Regions from separate parts of the Homo sapiens genome. Here all the other regions are linked to region 4. A link is a contact called in ENCODE Hi-C data. All regions are on one chromosome and are shown on one strand. Each heading gives the region's core, a stretch centred on a gene start or an enhancer-like site at or near the end of the contact. The rest is flanking DNA. Distances are from core to core; before and after follow the strand shown.

Region 1 (5,718 bases), core at 2,578-5,077, 780 kb before region 4:
GTCACTATGTCAGGGTAAAACCATAGTAATTATAAATGCCATCTCTCTTTCCCTTATCACTGTATTTTAATCCAACAGCCAATCATGCAGACTCTACCTCCAAAACATATCTTGACCACTTCCCTACTGCAACAATTGTTCTCATCACCCTCACTGCTCACCTGTATCCCTGCAATAGCCTCTAGTTGTTCTCCCTGGTTCATTCCTTATCTGTGTCTCATAGTCCACTCTCCACACAGGAGGCAGTCATATTTTTAAAATGTATGTACCATATCACTTCCCATCTTAAACCCTTCAACGTCTTCCTGTTGTTCCTAGAAGAAGACTCAAGCTCTTACCATGCCCAGTAAGGGCCTATCTTATCTGGCTGCAGCCTCCCTTCCAACTTCATCTTGCCATTGTCTGACTTAGCACTTCATTCCAGCCATGCTGGCCATCTTTATTTTCCTAAAACACACCTGTTGTGTAGCTGCCTCTGGGCCGTAGCACTTGTTCCCTCTGCCAGGAGTGCTCTTCCCCCACAGCATTCCAAGGCTGGCTCCTTCTCATTGTTCAGGTTCTAGCTGAAGTATCATCCCCTAAAAGAAGTCTGTCCTGTTTTATCTAAAGTAAGCCCCATTGCCCATATCACCACTCTCCGTCATATTCCCTTGTTCTCAGAAACTCAGGCAAATTACTTAGCCTCTAAACCTCAGTTTTCTCATTTGTTAAATGGAAGTGCTGTAGTACACATTTCTCATAGGGTTGTGAGGATCAAACGAGTTAATATATGTAAAGCACTTTGAACCCTACTTGGATCTTATTAAGCACTATCTATGTAAGTTTCGCTGCTAATATTATCATCATCATTTTTATTGAAGTATTATTATAATCTTCATTATTATTGGAGTATTCAAAGTACCTATCACTGTCTAAGAGTATTTTATCTATTTGTTTTCTTATTTCCTTTCTCCTCTCCTGGAATTTGAGCTCCATGAGAGCAGTGACCTTGAATGACTCATGCCCTGCTGTGTTCCATCACCTAGAATAGTGCCTGCCACACACTAAGTACTTAAATATTTTTTGAATGAATGTGTGCATAAATGAATAATGAATAAACAGAAGAACTGGCGGTGACACCATTCTGAGCCTTGGTTTATTTTTAGAAAATGTGATTACAGAGGCTTGCAGTCAGTGTGGTTGGAAGGGCACAACCGTTTTTGTAGGTGGTGGAACTTCTGGACTCTTGTTGCATGTCTGCAAGGTCTTCCACGAATTCTGGGTTCTGGTCCTTCTTGAGTGCTGAGTAGCTGATATCCCAGTGGTCCCAATCATCAGGAATATTGTGGGTGTGCTTAGCTCTCATAGTAAAGTCTAAGTTGGGAGAACTAGTACCTTATGGTCCCTCCTGATGGATGAGCCCAGAAACAGAACTATGAGCTACGATTCCTGAAGCAGCCAAAGGCAAGGAAGTCCAGTGCCTCTGAACATTTGTTCTGCTCAATGAAAGAACTCAGTCATGGGGTACCCCTTGTGGAAAAACTTGGAGTAGCCTCAGAAAGACTTTCATCCTTTGCTTTTGTAGTGGTTACATTTAGAGCAGATATGTGCAAAAAAACCTATGGCAAAAACCTTATCTTGGGCATATTTCTCTTGAACCCGAGCAGTTGCTCAAAAAGGTACTATGAAAAGGCCCATTTCTATATTTTTCACTTTTCATTTAGGTCCCTGATATGTCAAAAGATGACAGGGTTCATGAAGATTTTCTGTAACTCACCCTCGGTTGATCTGGAATACCAAGCTGCTTTACTCTACAGTGAGCTTTTTGAGGACAGACCATGTGTGTTATTCACCATTGCACAGAGTACCTAGCTCAGAGCCTTGCACTGAGCAACAACCTATAGATGCAAGATAGATTTCCATGTTCAGATCAACACTGCATTAGAGTATGACACCTGAAATCTTAGCAGCAGGGCCTTGGTGAAACTCTGTAGAGTTTCAGGGGGATCCTCCCTGCCTCCTTCACCAATTCCTCTTAAGGGGCACTAAGCAGAAAGGAGACAGGCTTTGGAATCAGACAAATGTGGCTTCAGGTTCTGGCACTAGTTAAATGACTTAGGGAATGACTAATTAAGGGACTTTGGGGAAGTTACTTAACCTTTCTAATTTATAAAATGGGAATAAAATGGTACCTATAAAGATTAACTGAGATAAGTAGGTAAACATTTCAGCTGAGAACCCAGTATCTACTGTACATTCGATTATTGTTAATATGAATCTTCTGGAGTGTTTTCTGTTTGTGTATGATCAGAATGCAGATTAAGGGGCAGAGAGGTCTAGGGCAGAGTAGAATTGGGCCCAGTAACATGGTGCCACATCAGATCCTGGACCAGAATTATATGAGAAAGTAGTGGGGTTTGGGCCCAGGGTTTGAGGGATGGTGATGGTAGTGTATGGTGAGGAAGCTGGGCATGACAGTGTAATGACAGAGAAAACAATCTGTGGAGCTCAGGATAGATTAATTTTTATAATGGGAAACTGTATTAGGAGTGATATCTAGATCTCTATCAGACTACTAGAGGACATCTATTCTTTATTGAATATCGACTTTTTAGGGGAAAAAAAGCAAAACCATGTTCTATGAATATCAAATGAGAAGAACTTGTCAGTTGGCTGCTTTTAAAGTTACAACTAGTGTATTCGTGGTATACAGAAAGGCCATTGGGTAACACCTCTTTCTTCTTAAATTGGGTAAATGAAATAATAGTGAATCACAAGTTAAAGTTACTTGTCCAGACTAATCAGGGAAAGGTGAATTAGAAGATGAGAGGGTGAAAATTAAAGAAGAAACAATTACCAACACAGAAAGGAGGGCCGCAGATGACAAAGATGGGAGCACGTATCTGAAAATGGAAGGGGATGGTGTTGTGGACAGAGGAAAAGAGCGAAAGATCATCAAACCTTCAACAACATAAAAGTGACCCTCACGTTACCCTTAAATGGTAATGGCACACAACCTGAAAGCCTCAAAAGCAATAGGTATATTAACATTTAAAAAAGAGTCTTTAGGCACCTCAGTAATAGACTGATGACCACTGGTTGGTTTTGTTAATATGTGTGTAGGCCAGAGAGTAATTTGGCGGAAAGAGGAAGAGTTAATCTGAAAGAGGAAATTTGAAGTTAGAAGAACATGAAGGCAAATCATTCATGATAAATGTGAAGGAAAGAGCAAGATTTAATAATGAATCAGGGGGACAAAAAATAGAGCTAACATTAATGGCCACTTATTGCACATGAAGCCCACTTTGCTAAGCTTTTCCCAGGTACCATTGCATTGTTACCACAGCAACCTGTGCGGTGAGCCCTGTTGTTAGCCCCAGTGAACAGGGCAAGTCAGAAGTTTCCTTGTGATAGAGCTGGCAGGTAGAGGATCTGAGTTCTGAATCTCACCTCTCTCAGACAAAAGCTCCTGTGTGTAACCATTCAGCTGAAGTGCTTGCTCAAAGGGCTGAGAAAAGATGATGAAGAAGATTGGGAGGGGATTGAGAAAGAAAAGTTCAAAGAACTTTGATGGTAAAGAATCTTAGAATGAAAGTAAGACATGACAAAGAACAAAAGGAAGAAAGCATATCTAAAGGAGTAAGAAAATTAATATTTTTTGGCCACCTTATGTGATTAAGATGCACAAATATAATCTCCTTTAGTTCACACCAGAACTCCGTGAAGTAGACATGACTTCCGTTTACACAGATGAGGAGATACAAGTTCAGAGAAGTCACCGTTAATCACGTAGCTCACAAATACCAGAGCCAGGATTAGAACCGCTGTCTGCAGCGTTAGAAAGCCCACAGTATTTTCATTCGAACTTGGGAAAGGAAGTGCTAAGCCTGGGTGTGAGGGAGCAGAGATGGCATCTACCTCGAATGGTGGGGTAAAGATGCAAATAAAGCATGACTAGAAAGACAAAAAGGGGAAATGAGAAAGGGAGGACCACAGAGTGATAATTAGCCTCACACCACCTGTTTTTGCTTTGGCTGAAGAGGTCCCTCATCAAGGCTGAGTAACAAACAAAGCAACCGAGTAGCTCAGAAAGGCCCGCGGATTCTTCCACTGGTCATCGCCTGGAATGTTCACTGACAGTGAAACGTGATGTGGAGAAACCCCTGACAATGACAAGAAAGATTCCAGACAATTGACACATTGCTGACTGCGACGGAAGTTTCATAGAAAATGATTTTTAGAAGGGACAAATATAGAGAGCAGCTCAGGAAGACACACTCTGTAAAGGTGGTTGGCAGGAAGTACGGTTGCTGTAGAGGACACAGCGAGACATAGCTGGACGTGAAAAACAACCCTGTGAGGCTTATAGCATAGGTTTGTGTATCACCCTTTTGCATATGAGGAAACTGGCCCGTAGCATTTGAGGACTTGCCTGTGGTGCCTGAGTTTTAGAATCCAGGTGTCTGACTCCAAATCTAGTGTGTGGAACACTGTACCATTTTCATTTAAACAAATACATTTCTAATGGTAAATTTGAGGTATCATGTATTGGGGGAAAAGGTTTAGAGCAGGGATCTTTACTTTGTTCTATACAGGTAGCTCTTTTCAGATGTTTTTTCATGTTTAGTAAAAACAACTCTGGTCTCCAGATGAATGGCATTCAGCTCCGTCTTGTTAGTGCTGTTTTGTTTGTGGTAGGGTTTTCCGGGTGCAGATTCATAGCACCTTAACTTTGTATTGGCTAATAATTAACAAAAGCGGCTGCTGACTTCACTAAGTGATTGCAGATTTTACTGCAAGTTCTTTTGTTTGCAACTGTCTAGGATACAATGATCATGTGGAAGGCAGTTCTTTGATGGCTAATTCTATACCATTAATAAAGTAAACTGACTACTGGGAAATACATTCTCATTCTTGGACCCTGGAGTCTTGGTTTTATACATAAGCATTTCTGAGTAAATTGGAGTGAATTAACTTTGGTCCATTTAAATTGGGTCAACTCATCCTCAGGCCTACAAAAATTCACACTGGATATACTGTACTCACAATTATCAATGCCACACTGACACTCTCAGGATGTTCAGATGACTAAATTTTGCTTCTTTTAAAAAAAAATCTGGGAGAATTCTCACACATACCCAGACTTTTGCGCTAGGCTGAAAACACTAGAAATAATGGTCAAGGTGACTTTGAAGTTCCTGTTAATTGTGTCTAGACACTTCATGGCTATATTCTATACCCCTGCTTCATTCTGCTCTGACAAAATTAATATTTCCCAGCTTTTGATTAGATTTAAGTGACTCAGTGATACTATGGCAACCCTAAACTATGGGACAAAAATCAATGTCTTGACCATTATATGGCCTCTTTATGAAGAAATCAGCTATTTCTTGGTTCCAGATGGGCAATGTGCTCATTTCTCCTTTTAACATTTTATTTAGGATTCAAAGTATTTTTATAGGGAAAACCCCACAAATCTCATTATCTACCTTATGACCTGTGGTAAAGTAATCATAAAGAAGCAATTACTTTTGTCTTTTTTTTTTCCTTAGATTACCAAATCCAAGGCAACTAGAAATGGCGAATAGGTTTTGTTTTAGGAGGCAGAAAATATGTTGATTTTAATTATTTCAAAAGACACAAGTAGGATATTAATTCATGTAGCTTGATGTGATGATCTTAAATGCTAACTCCTATGCATTGTTCAGCTCTTTCCCACTTCATCATGTATTTTTCTTT
Region 2 (5,175 bases), core at 1,913-4,412, 590 kb after region 4:
AAAGAGCTGTAACTCTGGTTAAAGGGAGGTAGAAGGAGGCTGAAATCTCAACCATTGGTTCCTCCCTCACCCACTCTGTAACCTCTAGCTTGAATGTTACTGCTCCAGACCTGGCCCGTTTTCAGCCTTCCCTTTGAGTCTTTTGTTTTCTGGATTCTGGATGGCAGCTGTTATCACTCCAGCTGCAGAAAGGATGGGAGGCGACTTCCTGTTTTTCTATCCTGCCATCTCTGTGGGGGTGGGACATTCCCTCCCCCATCTCCTGTGGCTGGCTGTAGTTTTGGAAAAATGTGAGCCTGGCTGCAGCCGTCCTGACTAGGGCTGGAGGAATGGCTGGTAGCCACCCAGCCTCCGTTTGAAGGCATCTGGGAGCAAGGCAGGCAACAGACACTGATGGACAAGTTGTGTCCCTGACTGTGGGACAGGGAAGGGTCAGTAGTTAATTAAGAGACAGGTGAAGTAGTTGGTCCAGAAGTGATCTGAGGAAGTTAAGGGTGTTGAACGAACGGTGGGTAGGGGTGTGGGAGAACAGAAGGGCTCTGGCCCTTCTGGCATAAAAAGAGAGAAAGAGAGAGGAAAAAAAGAACAAGAAGAAACAGTTAAAGTTTTTGTCTGAGAGATTATTTGGGGATAGACTGCATTTAAAGAATGGAAGAGAATAGAAATGATACAATGATCTATTTTCTCATGCCCTATATTTTTATTGAGCCTTTTCCTTGAATTGGGTATAAGGAATATAAAGAGGTCCTATAAGCAAGATGCTTGCTCTTCAGAGTTTGGGAAGGCAGGAAAGGCATTTAACTGGACATGTATAACCACATGTTTACACATCTGTACAATCTCAATCCTTATAACAACCTTTAACATAGGTATTGTCAGCCCTATTTTAAAGAGGAGGTAACTGAGATTCGGGATGGATGTTTTAGTGACTTGCCCAAAGTTACCCAATAGCTAAGTGGCAGAGCCAGGCCAAGAACCTTGAGTCCTTTTCTCTGTCCACTGTAACACACAGCTAAGTCTTGGCAGAGGACAAGGACTTTAATTTAATTAGGCTTTGAGAGAAGGGTGGGACTTAACCCACAGAGGAGTGGGGATTTCGGTTAGGCTGAAAGGTGAGAACGAAGCAGGGATCTGTGAGTAGACCTGTTTGACTACAGAGAGGGTTTCCTGGGAGCGAAGTGGGAGATAAGCTGGGAAAGGTAAGAAGCAGGATAAGAGAGAGTTTTAAATGGCTAGATAAGAATTGCAGGGAAAGGGGGACCTGATTTAGAGGGGAAGATGTTGATGACAAAACCAAACATTTTAGAAAACTCATCGGTAGTGAGTGGTACAGAGAAATAATTAGAACTGGGGGAAACTGGAGTCAGAAATTCAAGTCAGGAGTTTGGAATACTGCAGGTCTGACAAGCAACAAGATGGTAATTATATAAAGTAGGTCTGTGAGAGCAGTGGCCCAAGCCTGTGGATTTCTTGTAGCATTCTATTGTTTGAAAAAGTATAAATTATGGACACTCAATACTTGAGATATAGAAAGAAAATCAATGGCTTTGGAGTCAAATAGACCTCGGTTTCAATCCAAGTTCTAGCTGATTTGGAGAAATTTACTTACATAACTTTGCTGAGCCTTTGATTCCTTACGTTAAAATAGGGCTAGTAACACTCAATTTACAGGATGATTGAGAAGATTAAACAAGACACAATGCTGGATTCTGTGCATCCCTCTACAATTTTTGGCAGATCGGTAAATGTATGGCATGTCATCAATCAAAAAACAATGAGGCCTGGTGTGGTGGCTCACGCCTGTAATCCCAGCAGTTTGGGAGGCCGAAGAGGGTGGATCACCTGAGGTCAGGATTTCGAGACCAGTCTGGCCAATATGGCGGAAACCCCGTCTCTACTGAAAATACAAAAATCAGCCGGGTGTGGTGGTGGGCGCCTGTAGTCTCAGCTACTCGGAGGCTGAGGCAGTAGAATCACTTGAACCCAGGAGAAGGAGGTTGCAGTGAGCCAGATCATGCCACTGCACTCCAGCCTGGGTGGCAGAGTGACCTGTTTAAAAAAAGAAGAAAAAAAAGAGAAAGTTATTAATTCACTATATTTTTAGAAGATGGTGGGTTATATGCTACCTATATCTCATACAAATAAAGCTGCTTTTCACCATTCAGGTCTGCCTGTAAGCAGCATCTGCCTTGAAAGAACCATTTTCTGAGAATCTTTTTCTTCTGTCAGCCAAGGGGATTATACCGCATGATATCTGTCAAGGATAAACGTTAGTTAATTCTTAATTGAGAGCTCAGCCACTACAATTGGTTCCATTCTACAGTAATTATTCTCATGTGGTTTGTGGAACTCAATTGTGAGGTCCCTCCTTCCTCCACCCTTTTCAGTGTGTGCATTGAAACAGCAGCCTTAAGGTCTTTAAACGGGGAAATACATTTTTCTTGCTTCAGAGATTCAATTTTACTTGCCCGAGAAGCTTGTGTGGTGTGATTTTCATCGCTAAAAGCAACAGCAGCCACATGGCTGACAACACCACCACTTAACAATTCAAAGCTCGGTCACCGTTTTCAGGAGTCTCTTCCAAATCTTTCTGAAGTGCTTTTGAAGTTCTACATTCCCCGTCTAAGGGAACACCCAGCAGTCCCAGGATAAAAGGGCAGAAGGGTGAGCTGACGTTTTCCTTTATTTGCATGGCTTAAAGCTAGCCATTTTCTACACCACGCGCCGCCGGGCTTGTACATGCCCGTGTGCCTGTGACACCGAGGCAATTGTTTCTCCTTAAAAAGGGGGTTCGCGTGGGTTAGTTTCGTTTCTGATCTGGAATCTCAGTAACTACAACAAGAAAAGTTTAAAACTCGACCCGCCAGGTTCTTCCCCATCGGATTATCTCCGTTCCTTAGAGATAGCAGGAAGGGCAGCATTTTCTTCCATCCACCCACTTCCAGCCCTAGTCTGGCTCAGCGAGGAATGCATAAAATTAGTGGACTCCTCTGAGTGACGTTCCCCGGCTCCAATCAGCGGGCGCGCAGGCGCCCCCGGCCCCGCCCCACTGCTGACTCTCTTTGGCTGATTCCTGCAGGGAGGGAGGAGAGAAGGGCGGCAGTGGGAGGGGGAGGTACCTGGAACTGGGAGTGATGTCAGCTCCCAGCTCGGTGCCTGCCCGGATTCCTGACATGGTGTAGTGCAGGCAGGGTGGGGAAAGGACGGGGAAGGACTCGTGTGCTGCGAGCTGGCGGCCGGGCCGGAGTGCTGGGGCTTTGAACTCCGAGAGGAGGTGGACCAGAACTTTTGGAACTAGTGCCGGCGGCTCTCCACCCCCCAGGTAAGGGCGTTTTGCTCCACTCCCAGACGGGAGGGAAGTGGCACCGTTGTGTGGCTGCAGCTGGCTGTTGCAGCTGCTCCTCCTCTTCCCCGGGTCGATTTCCTTGTGCAACTCACTCCTGTTTCCCAATGGGAACGGGCACTTTTTGGGGGTGGTGGGGGTGGAGGGGTAGGGCTTAACTCCTGGGGCTTGGACCGAGCTTGTACGTGAAGAATACTCCAGGATTGGACGTTTAGGTCTTGTCTGTATCCTTAGACCCCCACACCCTAGGCTCCCGGTAATACCTGAGAACCCCAACCAGAGGGGCGTGTGTGTCTCTCTGTCTGTGTGTATTGAGGCATTTAAAAATGCCACAAAAAATTATGGATCATCGACTCAAAAATTATGCTCGTTGAAAAGAAAAAAAAAGTTTTGTATTTTTTTGTCTCCTTGTGGCCTATTATATATTAAAAGAATATCAATGTTAGTCTTATATATCAATGTAAAATATCCTTTTGTGTAATCCAGTCAGGATGTGAGAAATTCACTTGGGGTGTTTATTAATTATGAGCTTGCGGGAAAACTCGTCTCTTGGGGGCACACTTCTAAAACTGCAACTAGTATTCACTCATTTTAACCGAGAAATCCCTTCAGCTGCCAGCTTTATATCTGGAGAGGTTAGGATGGCTGCTGAGAATCTTCAGATCTGTTTCCTGTGGCTGCTTGAGGGGCGAGCTGGTAGTTGTGTTTTCAGGGATCTTTTTTAGAGAAGGGAGTTTTAACAGGGAAACGCGGTGGAAGGCGTGGCATATAAACTCTTAATTATAGGGACGTGAAGTTTTCAACATGTGGGACCAAAACAAATCCTTGCTTTCAGTAAGAACTGCGGAGAGCAATAGAAAAAGAACTTGATTTCAAAGTCCAAGTTTGGTATTTTGAGAAAGCAATTGCGGGAGGAAAAAGATACTTTTAAGAAGTGAAAGAATAGAATTCTGATTTTTGTTTATTTCCTATTTCAAACCCTGTCTTTTTCCTATGTGGAGATTTTGTGTGCCCAGGTCACTAACTGGGTGTGATTGACTTTCTCGAGGGGGCGGGGAAATTGACTCCATACACCGATTCAGGACCCTCTCATCAGTGCTTTAAGGCTCTCTTTTGGAGCAGGAAGGAAAAAAAAAAAAAAAAAAAAAAAGTAAGCGCTGAGACTCCTGAGTCAAGTTTCCCCTTTCCTTCACCGAAGTTCCTCCTCAGCAGTGAGGATCCTACTGTTGCCAGGTCTGGAGGAAATGGGAGTGGACTTCATTGTGAGTCAAAATCCGTATCCCAGGCCCCTGAAGGGAAAAGGCATTTCCAGGAGATGGAGAAAGAAAGAAGCCACAACAGTAGGTCTAGTAAACCCAAGTCAGGAAAAGGGATAGAGGACTATAGATGGGGTTCTCTATCTTTCTAGCCAAATGATCATTAGGTTTCAGAACTAGAAAGAAGTGTTTGGTTGTGCTGTTGTTTATGACATACCTGGGTCTGTATTGTTGTTAGTTCCTGAAAAAATTAAATAGAGTGGATAAAATAGCAGGCTTTTTGAGAAAGGAAAATTCGCTTTATTGGAAAGACAACATTTTAATTTTGGTTTGTATTTTGGCTTAAGACACAGAAATTGCAAATGGCTCTGCAATAATGGTGAACAAGTCTTTTCTATTTATGTTCTATGGGGAGTACATAAAACATACTGTATTTTCCAGTGTACTTTTTCAGTAGGATAGAGCTGTGGAGTGGAGTTCCTGTGGGCTAATGTGAACTCACGGTAGTGTTCCTTGGCTGATAGTGTTCCAACTGCATTTGTAATACCAAAAGATGGGGCTGCAAAAGCCAGACGG
Region 3 (5,273 bases), core at 1,194-3,693, 610 kb after region 4:
GATTGCACCACTGTACTCCAGCCTGGGAGACAGAGTGAGACCCTGCCTCAAAAAACAAAAACAAATAACCAGTTTGGAATGTTATGAATAAAGTGTTCAGGACTCAGTTTCATACTTAGGTGGAACTGTTCTTGCCGGGTAGCTTTAGAATGAAGATTTGCTAGGATTTGAGGTTATAAAGTAAATATGTCTTTTGTGGGCAGCCATACTCTGATGGTTAAGGTTGGGAACCCCAGATGTGGCCTCCTTTGCTCTGGTGGCAGTTTTCAATGCCACATGATGTTGGGACAAGCAAATCACTACCTTTGCTAGGTCTCGCCGCCTTTACTTGTGAACTTGCTGTATTCCTGTGCATTAACTCCTGTCCCTGTTGACTGGGTTGGTGTTCAGAAAGTGATCTGAGCTGAATATCAAAAATGTGTAGTTTTTAAACTGAGTGGCTGTATGACGAGTATTTTTCAAAGACGGTTATCAGCCTTTGTAGGGCCTCTGAAGGAGCCTGTGACTTCCTCGTACAATTAGAAAAATAATGCTCTGCATTAGTTATCTTAGAAAACTGCTGCTGGTCTTAAATTAGGTTCCCTAGAAGCAGACTCTGAGACCAGGAGTGGGGTGCTGAAGGATTTTGGGGGTGAGCTCTCAGGAGACACCTGTAAGGAAGGAACAAGGCAAGATTGGGCAGAGGAGAAGCTGACTGGCAAATGTGGTTGCGTCTGAGACCCCAGCCACTTCTATGGGGAGCGCTGGATGGTTCTTCAGAGCTGTCCCCATTTGAGCAAGGGGCTGGACTTTTGTTTGCCTACATCAGCTAATTCCTGGCAACTGGCCACCCCTTCTGGGGGTATCACTTTGGGTGAGGCTGTGTCCTGCAGCTGGCTGAGGACCTTCCTTGTGAACCATCAGCAGCTGGGGATGGGTGTATTGGCCCTAAAAAGGACGTCTGGGTGGAGCAATATAGTGTCTACTATACTGTCCCAAAGAATCTAACCCTTTGAGAAAGAAACAAGTGGGTAGCGCCAAATGCCCGGCATATGGCAAGTCCCTTTATATGGAAAGTTAGAAAGTCTGGATCCCTTAGCAAAACTGAGGGAAGAGATTATAACTGCTTTGTGAACTATTAAATAAACAGATCTCCAGCCTCTTGGAAGTTTATGAGATCCTTGGATAATATGTACACCTGATTACGGTGTAACAGGGCTTAGCCTCTATATTTGTGAAATGACTGACCCATAATTGAATAATTTTCCCCAAGCATGAATTACTGCACGTTCAGAATATTCATCCTATGTGTATATAAATGCAGTTGAATGGGTCGCCGTAACAAAAGGCAAGCAAGTGAGTGAGGCACACAAACTCAGACTTAGAACCTTCCAGGGGGCCCTGGGGATGGAAGGCAAATATAGGAGGTTATAGCTTTGGTTCCTGAATCACCTTATGTGATATTTTAGTCATAGTCGAGGATAATGATTTAGGAGTTAAATTGCCAAAGGATAAGTCAATATGCTTTGGCGGGGGTAGGGAAGAATCAATTTTCTGGCATTTCCGAAAGCCAGTTGCACTGAACAAATGTCTAAAACTGGCATGGTTTGTTGTATAAGTGGGATGAGTAGACAAAGCCAAAGTTATACCTAATCTCTTTCCCAACTGCAGATTAAGTCATATCTGTAAAAGGCAACATGGTTTTTCTTCTGCATTTTCTGCCTTCTAGTAAGTGAAGGAGGCAATGGGTTGTGCTCCTCCATCATCTGAGTAGTTTGAGTGTATTTTGGGGACTGGAGGTGGGGAAGCCTGATGACTTCGTCGTGGCATAGAGCAAAGGTGATCGGGGGTGTGTGTTCAGACCATGGACTTCGCTTCCCAGTGAGCCCCCTGGACTCTGTGTATTCTTTGCCTTTATCTGCATTGCCACCTGGAAGCTCCGTAATGTCAAGTCCTGGAAGATATTACTAACCTGTTTCCATTATGGGTGTAGTAGAAATATAAGTAGGTCACTGTTCCTAATTCAGAAACTGAAGAGAGTCAAGCTGCCATGGTGACAGGTTCTGTATAAAAACACCCACCTCTGAACCTCTTGGAGAGATGTGATGATTTGGTCATTGGATGTGAAGGGGATAATCTGCCAGCTGGTTTATTGCATTGGCTAGAAATAGGAGATGCAGAAACTAAAAAGCTCTCAAGAAGTCATCAGATGAGAAGGAAATTAATGTAGCATAGTGATTCTGCTGTAGAGGAAAGGCTAAAGGTGAGACTCTTGAATATGTGCACCATTTCTTCTGCAGCTCTTGACTTGGATGATCCTTCTCAGTGTGATCCCACGAGTGTTTGGTGATGATCTGATAGTAGAAAGGGCAGAGCGATTTAACTTTGTGCACATCTTCCTCTGACTTCTCCATCTTTCTAACATGCCTGTACGTGTGCCTTTATCATTGGCATTCTGGAGTTAGGGACATGACCTTTTCTACAGTCCGGATGAGGAATCTCCAACTATGACTTTTCATTGTGACTCACGTCTGCAAAGAATGAATAAAGAAGAATTTGTTGGCCAGGAAGTGTGTACTATGCAGAGAGAAATAATTGTTGTTGGGAAAGAAACTTTTGAAGAACCAGAATTAAAAAAAAAAAAAAAAGAAGAATGAAGGAAGTCTATCAAGAAAAGGAAGAACCAGAAGTGATCTGCAGGGTGTTGCCTGGAGATATGGGAAATAAATCAAGAACAGAGAAATGGGAAAAGATAAAATAAAAAACATTGCCGGTTAGGACCAGCTGGGGTCCTAGGAAAGTGGCAGTTCCAGCGGGGCTTGGAAAGCTACTGAACCACTCACTTATGCACACACAACTGCCCCGCCCTCTCCCCTTCTTTGGCCCCCATTCACCTGGTGTAGGAGGGTCTGACACCCTCACCAGGGAGAGTGCTATTTGGCTGTTTTGAAGGCGAGACCTTGAAGCGTGGGAGAGCTTCGCCTCTTTCGTAAGCTGATGTTGCGTAACCTCCCGGAGAGTCAGGACCTAGTGGTTAAGGACACAGGCTTTGAAGCCAGGCAGATAGGGTGTGACTTAAATGCTGGACCTCAGAAAAATGGCTTATTGTGAAGGGTTTAATGGAGCATAATGAAGTAAGTGCTCAAAACTGTTGTTAATATATGCCAAGAGTTATAACTAAATTTGTAAAAAGCACCTTCTTATACTCTCAGGCAAACTTTGAACCCGAGCTCGGCTTCAACAGGGAGCTGGACTCTATCAGTGGCCCCATGGGGGAGCTGGGCAGTAATCCAAGGCTCCGGGTGGGGTGTTTGAAGCAGCTGCAGATCCTCGTGAAGGGCTCTGGGTGCCCATACATTGTCCCTATGGAGTTTCTGTACTTAAAGCCCCTGATTTTTTTTGTAAGCTGCTCCAGCTGGGATGTCTGCACACTCACACATGTTAACCTAGAATGGATTCAGGAACTATTTTAACATTTACATGGATAATGGGTTGCTTTGTTAAGTCATATGTAAATTTTTATTTAGCTCCTAACCATCTCCTGTACACAAGACACTGGACTCACAGGAGTGCAAAATGCAATGGTGTTAGGGGTTTGTATGGATATGTTATTCGTGCTTTATGACAACTCAGAGAGAGGTAGGTAATATTACCAGTTTTACAGAGATTAAATAACTTGCCCGAGATCAAACAGAGATTATACCTTACTACATGGACTCTGTGCCACCGCGAATTGTAAGACACATTCCAATATTGGAGATGTTAAATTAACCTTTAAAATTAACGAAATGTGGTAAGTCACAGAGCCTCGATTCTACCCCATACTTGGCTGATTTCAAAGTTTGTGGTTTTTTCCCTCATCACATGTAAGGGCTTGCAATCCTGTCTTAACTGGTGAACATAAAACAAACACAAATAAGAGGACAATTAACATTTGTAAGACTTGAAAGGGTGGCATTAATAATAATAATAATGGTTGGTGTTTATCACTCACTTACTCTGTGGCAGTGCTTTCATGTGCTTTGTTTGGGGGTGGGCACTAATTTTATATATATATATATTTTTTTTTTTTTAACAAACGTGAAAACTGAGATAGGTACTCTTATTCCCATCTTCTAAAGAGAAAACTGAAACAAAGATTAGTTATGTGACCTTGGGAGATCTTCTCCAAGATCACATAGCTTGTAGTAAAAGTCAATCTGCACCATGGTAGTTAAGAGTTCAAGTTTACTTATAACCACGACAGACCTGGTTTGAGTTCCAGAAGAGTGTGATCTGATAGACAGGTGCTCAGTGCTCCAGGAGCACCTAACCCAGCCTTGTGGGGGTCTGCAGGCACTCCCAAAGTGGACGGCACCTAAACTGAGAAGGCAGTGTCCATCTCTCTATCGCAGGCCACCGTGCTGCTAAAAATAATCATGGTTGCCCTATGTTACTGACCTCCACTAGTACTACGAAGGTCTAAACCTGGCATTAGCTAGTAGGAACTGGCTTTATTTATAGTTTACATCCTTTCCACTTCCCAAGAGCAACAGAGGAGGTTTAAAAGGAACATTGTAAATTAGACAGTTGCTGAGAACCAGAATGATGGCTACATAAAAGGTCTTGGAAATCCAAAAAAATAGAAAAAAAATTATTTGATGTTCCATTGTGTAATGTAAGTCTCTGGAGATGAACAGCTGGGTATTCTTCCTACAACTTTTAGGCTACGGCGTGTAGTCTCCGGTGCCAAGAGAGCTCACACACTGGCCAGCCAAAGTCTCTGTAACAACTCAATCACTTGGCTTTTCATGTTCGTCTTAATTCTTTTTACAGAATTAATGATTTTTATTTTGAGTTAACATATTGCTAAAGGATGTGAAGATTGTGTGTCAAGCTGGCATCTTGAAATAAAACAGTATGTTTACAAATGGATAGATATCCTGTCATTAAAAATAAATTTTGACAGACTGTGGTTCATAAGGAGACCCATATTAGAAGACACCGAAAGAGCCTTCAGAACATCAAATCATAATTGCTGAGTAGCAGACTGCGTTCCAGGTCCGTGTCTGCCCCTTCAAGAACATCTGACCCCTAGTTTCCTCATCTTTAAAACAAGGGGGATGGGTTAGATATTCCCAGATTTCTTGAGCTCTAAAATTTGTTTGACTCAAACATTTCTAATGAATTCTCACACAGCGTTTGTTCTGACTAATTCATCAGGGTGCCTGCCTAACAGTAAATGTTGAATTTGTTTATCTCCGAGTTCTGTTGTCAATGAATTGAAATGGGTGTTATATTTTAAATTCTGATTG
Region 4 (5,683 bases), core at 2,447-4,946:
CCAGGTGCTATTGCTGGCACTGAGTACATGGGAATAGAGTGATGAATAAAAAAGTTCTGTCACTCACAATGTGGGGAAAGTCAGGGGAGGGGAGTCTACTAGGACAGAAGGCACTGCGGGAAGAATACAAACAAATAAATGAACAAGATAATTTCAGAGAGTGATAAACGCTATGAAAAATAAGTTAATTAGCTACTTTAGATTAGGTGGTTACAGAAGGACTCTCCATAGAAGTGGCAACTGAAGGCAATCCAAAACCAGCCACCGTAAAGTCAGGGATAGACAATCTGGGTACGGCAAATAACAAATGCAAAGGCATCTAAGCATATACCCTGGAAAGGGTGAAAGTCAGAGCAGGCAGTGGGAGAGGAGACAAACTCAGAGAAAGAGGCAGGAGCTGGATCATATAGGGCACCGAAAGCCAAAATAATGGATATGGTCTTTACGCTAAGTTTTAAAGTAAAATGCAAATTTGAAAATTTAAAATTACCTGCTATCAGGTAAGATAATGACAAAGAACATTTTGGAAAACTTATCAAATGATGATTCTGACCCATGTTCCTTTTTGGCTAGAGGGTTAGATTTCTTTCTTTACTCTGGACAACACGATCTAATCTATGATCTTTTTCCCTATATATCGATGAAATACCAGTTTTCCTTCCTCCCCCAAGAAGTTTGATAATTGGTCTTCTCTTCCAAGGCTTATCTGACAGGGATATATTTTACAAGTCACTTTACGTAGATTTATCTCTTTTAAAGCTTACATCGAGGAAGTAAGTGTTATACTTACACGGGAGGAAACTGAGGCTTGGAGAGATTAAGAAATATGATCAAAGTCACACAGCTAGTAGTTAACCACGCCAAGGTCTGAACCGAAGCCTGCGCTCCAAATCAGTTACATTCCCTCTCATTATATATTTTTATCACACACAGAATGCACACAAATTTTAAGAAGGGCTTATATTTTAATTTGGAATATATGTGAATGTATAATATCAGACTATGTTCACCTTTACTCTACTGCCCTACCTTCCTCAGTCTAAGAATTGGCTAGGTCCCAGCGCTTCGAGTAAGACAGAAAGCAAGTCTTCCACTTGTGGCTAAACAAATGACTTTCCCAAAATAAGACATTTAAGATACTGAAATCTAAGATTAAACTTTAATACCTGTAATTTCTGTCAATCATCCATTTCTCTTCTTACTGATAAACCATATCCACTTAGCATTCTTAAAAGTATTTCTTTCTAATATGGCCAAACAATACAGCAGTTTAGTATATATTTGCTAAAATTGCAAGCAGCTAGCCAGCTTAGGTTCAAATTCTGGCTCTGCCTCTACGTAACTATGTGACTCAGGACAAGTTTCTTCTCTTTACCTCAGTTTCCGGATCTGCAACAGGGAAGCAACAAACAAGACTGACAGTCAGCTGCTACATGCCAGCACAGTTTGACAGCAGCTCTCAATGGTCAGTCTGTGTTCTATACTGGTTGTTACATACTTTGAATATTGCTTCAATAACTACAGTTCCTACCTAACATGACTGTTATGAGAATTACGGAAATTAATAAATATGAAGCACTTTGAAATATGTCTGGCACATGTAAAGTGCTCAATAATTGTTAGCTGTTATTATTACTGGCCCCAATTAAATATCCATTATATATTAATCCCAAAGGGCAGCGTTATGTACCACATTTTTAAGTAATAAACACACAGTCATTATCTATAGCAAATTCATATAAAAATTCATTTATGCAGTTAAGTACATCCCCAAAATCATGATTTTGTTTGTACTTCACACTCACCAGCTTTTTGAAAGGAAATATATCATACATTATTCTACAATATTCCATGGAAGATTCTACTGAGCAAGTCCACAATGATTTAGATATGGGGGCCAAAGGAATGATTCCTTGGGTTCTATTCTTCACCAGCATATCAAACTCGACATGCTGCCTGCAAGATTCTGCCATATAAGGGCAGTGATCCACAACAAACACTGTTTTATGAGATTCAGAAAAAATCTTCATTTTGTTTTAACCTGTAAGGGGAAAAACATATTAGCCAAATATTTGTACATAACATCTTACATTTTTTCTAATTTTCTCAAGAAGATTGTCTTTCCCTCAAGAAGACTTGGTAGGGAACATGAATAATATGTTCAAAGAAATCTGTCCGACAAAGGACAGTTTAATGAGGTCATGACCAGAAAGCAAGGGTATCAATACACCATATTAGGCTGTCACTCTACCAGGCCCAGACAAAAATACCAGTGCATGCATTTTTGGTTTTGCTTTTAAAATGAACTTAAAATTGTCAGAGGGAAACATTTTGACATTTAATTGTATTTGATTCCCTTACATATACGAAACATAAGTGACAAAGACTCTTGAAATACAACTTTATGATCCTTGCTAATTGACATTAGTCACATATAAACCCCAAGCCAGCATTTTTGCACTTCCCTCCAAGAAAAACGTTTGAAGGGGGACTGGCGGGTAGGGGTGCGGAATTAACAGGAAAGAGGAGTGACAGCAAAAGAAAAGGCCAAAACAAAGATAAACATCTCCTAAGATAACCGCACATCAGGTCTTCGCCTTAGGATAAGGACCCCAACTTCACACTCTCCCCTTAGCTTTTGAAACATCACAGTAATTTACCAGGTAGAGCAGAAAAACTTAGTTGTTACCATCACACTGGTGTGTAGAAGGAAATTTAAAACTTTTAAAACTTTTTCTTATTAAAACAGAGCATACGGTACTCCCCTGCTTCGCTAACAAAATCTTATACTGAATAGACAATCCACATTCGAAAAGCACATGGCAAGCAAAGCCAAAGTGTTAAATCAAAACGAACTGATTTCTTACGATCCAGCTATTTTCACCTCTTGCTTTCAAGACGCATCTCCCCTTCATGCAAAACTCTCTTTGAGAAACCTTCTAGACCCACTTTGCTGGAGGGTGGGGGGTGGAAAATACAAGGTGAGTGGATAGGGAAGACCTCAGGATCGAGGTTCGCTTACTTTCGTGCCTGGTCCTGCAGTGAAAACGAACAGAGGCTATGGACCACAGCCTCTCTGGAAAAGGCTGCTGGCTGGGCGGGGAGAGTCAGCGCACAGTCGGGAGTGTCTGGTGCCACAGACAGGGGACTATGCTTTCCCCGATCATCTCCTAGCACACCGGTCCTTCCCAGGCTTCCTAAGAGCAGGAGCGCGCGTGCGCGTGCACACACACACACGCACTCGGGCTCGCGCGTGCGCACAGCGCTCTCCGATAGCCCGGCCAAGCCTCCCTTCCCCCTCGTAGGGCCAGGCGTCCCAGTCGCCGAACAGGAAGAGGGCGGGGCCAAGGAGGAAAAAAAAAGCCTCCACCCCTCGAGATTTTCCACCCGCTAATTTTCCCAGTCACCCATTGGGAAGCAGGATCTGGGCGACCTGAAAGCCTCCCCAACAGCGAAGTACCAACCACGGCCCCCTAAGCGTACGACCCACCCACCCGGTCTCCCCTTCTCTGTCTCTCCACCCAGGCCGGTTTCCCCTGGAAAAACTCGCGAGACTTTGCGAGAGGCCGAGCGAAAGCCTGGGAAGGGAGGAATAGGGAGGGACATAGAAGGGCCCCGCCCTGCCTTCTGGGGCAAAGCGGAGAGTGGTCGGTTCTGCCCCACAGTAACGCGAGGAAAGAAATCTCGCGAGGCTGGAGTTCTCCGGGAGCGCCGGTCGGAGGCGGTCGGCGGAGGTGTCTACCCCGCCGGTGATGGCGTTGAACGCCACTGGCTTCCCGGCCTTCCGTCCGCTGCCTCCGTCCGATTCTGCGTCTGCTTGCTGAGGAGGCGGATTAGGGGGGCGCGGAGTCTCTTCCCTTGAGTGCATAGGTCCCGGTTGGTAGAGGGTTTGAGTCCGCATCGCCACAGCTGAAGGCTGCGAGGGACTAAGAGCAGAGTAAGTGGACTAAATCCAGGGACGGGAGCAGGGGTGGGCGAGTCGGAGGCGTCCTTTGCCGGGGCAGTCCTTCGCCGGGGCCGGTGCCTTGCGCCTCTTGAACCACCGGCGCCCGGCCCTGTCCGCTTCCCGCCGCGGGCTCCCTGCTCCTGGGAGCCGGACTTCCTCTCCGCGCCCCCCGACTCCGAGCTCCTCTTAATGGAGATGCGGTGCGGAAAGTTCAATGAAAAGCCTTGGCTCTAACCCTGTGGACACACCTTCCGTATCTGCTTTCATCCTGCCTTACCCACCTGCGAGTTCACCACCGGACGGGGGACCCTTTCAGTCACCTGTTTGCAGCGTTTAATGAAGATAACTTGTTTCTTGAAACTGCTCTCCAAGGGGTATTACTCTTTTCTGGTTCTCTTCCTGCCTTTCTTCTCTATCCCATCTCTGATAATGGTTCCAGTATCTGTCCTGCTATCCGAACTAGAAAACCAGGAATCATCATTGGTTCTTCATTTCCACTTAACACTGCACTGTATTATTTTTTTTTTCGCCAGAATTAGTGCGGTTGCCCCCTCTGCCCCCCGCCCTCCACTGGTTTCCCTACTATAATCCTTCCATAGAGTTATTCTGAAATACATATTTATCTCTGTCCTTTCCTTAAACTTTTTAGTAACCGTATTGCTGACAGCATCAAATCCTAATTGTTAAGCACATCATCATTCAGGATCTTTTACAGTCTGCCCCAATCCATTTTACCTTTTAGTCCTGCTTTAATATCCTACCATACAAGACTATACTGGCTATTTCCCCAAACATGCCATGCGCTTTGACAGCTCTGTACTTTTGTACGTGCGGATGTCTAGGATGTTTACTGTTCCTCTATTTTACCACCTGTCAAAACCCAATTCATAAATCATTGTCTTCTCAGACTCCCCCAGGTGACATTGATACCGCTGTGCTCCCAACGCATTTGAAACTTTTCTTCTGCAGTATTTATTAGGTTGTATTATTTGTTTCTGTCTCTCCTGCCAATTTGAACCTGGGTCTGTCTGGAATCATGTCTTACTCATCTCTGAGAAAAAGTCCAGTACTTGGCACATAGCAAGCATTATTTATATATACATATGTATGTTTATTGAAATGGAATAGTTCTAAGGAATTCACCGTAAGAGTTCTTCATCCTTTAAAATCATAGAATTTTGGGCCAGAAGGAACTCTGTACATTAGCTTAAAGGTCCCGACCTATTTTGATTATGAGAAACCCTGTACTTCTAATACACATGCAATTGGACTTTTAGTAATTGTTGGTTGAAATTATGTATAATGACAGAAAACTACTATGCTTTTAAATGATTTTGTATTTTATTTTTACAGTATCTATTTATATTTGAGAAATGGAGCAGAAATGTTTTAGACTACAGACAGTGCTTGGAGTATGTGCATTCAGGCAACTCTTCTACTGACTCCTTAGCCTGTAGGTTAGAAATAACTGGTTTAGATTAGGTTAGTTCCTTCTTGAACTGTCACAACTCTTTGAACATATGTATGTGAAACTTATATTCAGCCACAATTCTAAGGGAACGTGTAATTTTAAAAAAATCCTCCAGTGTCATTACTTCCAAAATCTTTCTTCCAAGTTTAAAAATTAATTTTCTTCAGAAAGTGTCTTTATACAGTTCCAAACATGTATTCATTCCACTATTTTCAAGGACAGTGAAAATTTTCTTTGCTTTCACATACAGCGATGTGCCTTTATAA

The links. Hi-C counts contacts between places; a loop is a spot of excess contacts on that map. Pooled maps may share reads with other maps.
Region 1: a map with no recorded cell type shows a loop between it and region 4 (9-fold over the local background). The contact joins the enhancer-like site here to the promoter of FGFR1OP2 in region 4. A Hi-C loop is called at or near these places in 8 of 37 single-sample maps with no recorded cell type and 5 of 50 pooled maps.
Region 2: a map of B cell shows a loop between it and region 4 (12-fold over the local background). The contact joins the promoter of PPFIBP1 here to the promoter of FGFR1OP2 in region 4. A Hi-C loop is called at or near these places in 5 of 168 maps with a recorded cell type or tissue (B cell, CD8-positive, alpha-beta T cell, gastrocnemius medialis and 1 more), 4 of 37 single-sample maps with no recorded cell type and 14 of 50 pooled maps.
Region 3: a loop to region 4 is called in a pooled map, with 2.9 times the contacts of the local background. The contact joins the enhancer-like site here to the promoter of FGFR1OP2 in region 4. A Hi-C loop is called at or near these places in 2 of 37 single-sample maps with no recorded cell type and 3 of 50 pooled maps.

What each region holds. Positions count from the first base shown.
Region 1 is chr12:26,152,489-26,158,206 of GRCh38, forward strand. It overlaps a transcript of SSPN not described here. Among named protein-coding and RNA genes, the nearest start is that of BHLHE41, 30 kb to the left of the region's middle. Within about 2 kb of position 3,828, at least 5 of the 41 ENCODE cell types and tissues checked have a DNase peak (open chromatin) inside an H3K27ac peak, as active enhancers do.
Region 2 is chr12:27,521,044-27,526,218 of GRCh38, forward strand. It overlaps PPFIBP1 (PPFIB scaffold protein 1), which reads left to right and starts at 3,163. Exons shown (of 30, transcript NM_003622.4): 1 at 3,163-3,322. RefSeq lists enhancers at 1,980-2,581, 2,479-2,938, 3,185-3,785.
Region 3 is chr12:27,546,953-27,552,225 of GRCh38, forward strand. All of the region lies in intron 1 of PPFIBP1 (PPFIB scaffold protein 1), which reads left to right. Among named protein-coding and RNA genes, the nearest start is that of PPFIBP1, 25 kb to the left of the region's middle. RefSeq lists an enhancer at 1,857-3,056. Within about 2 kb of position 2,444, at least 33 of the 41 ENCODE cell types and tissues checked have a DNase peak (open chromatin) inside an H3K27ac peak, as active enhancers do.
Region 4 is chr12:26,934,774-26,940,456 of GRCh38, forward strand. FGFR1OP2 (FGFR1 oncogene partner 2) reads left to right here and starts at 3,697. Exons shown (of 7, transcript NM_015633.3): 1 at 3,697-3,937. It overlaps INTS13 (integrator complex subunit 13), which reads right to left and starts at 3,208. Exons shown (of 17, transcript NM_018164.3): 1 at 3,023-3,208; 2 at 1,806-2,041. The coding sequence starts at 2,030. RefSeq lists enhancers at 3,513-4,022, 3,751-3,800, 4,023-4,531 and a silencer at 4,061-4,130.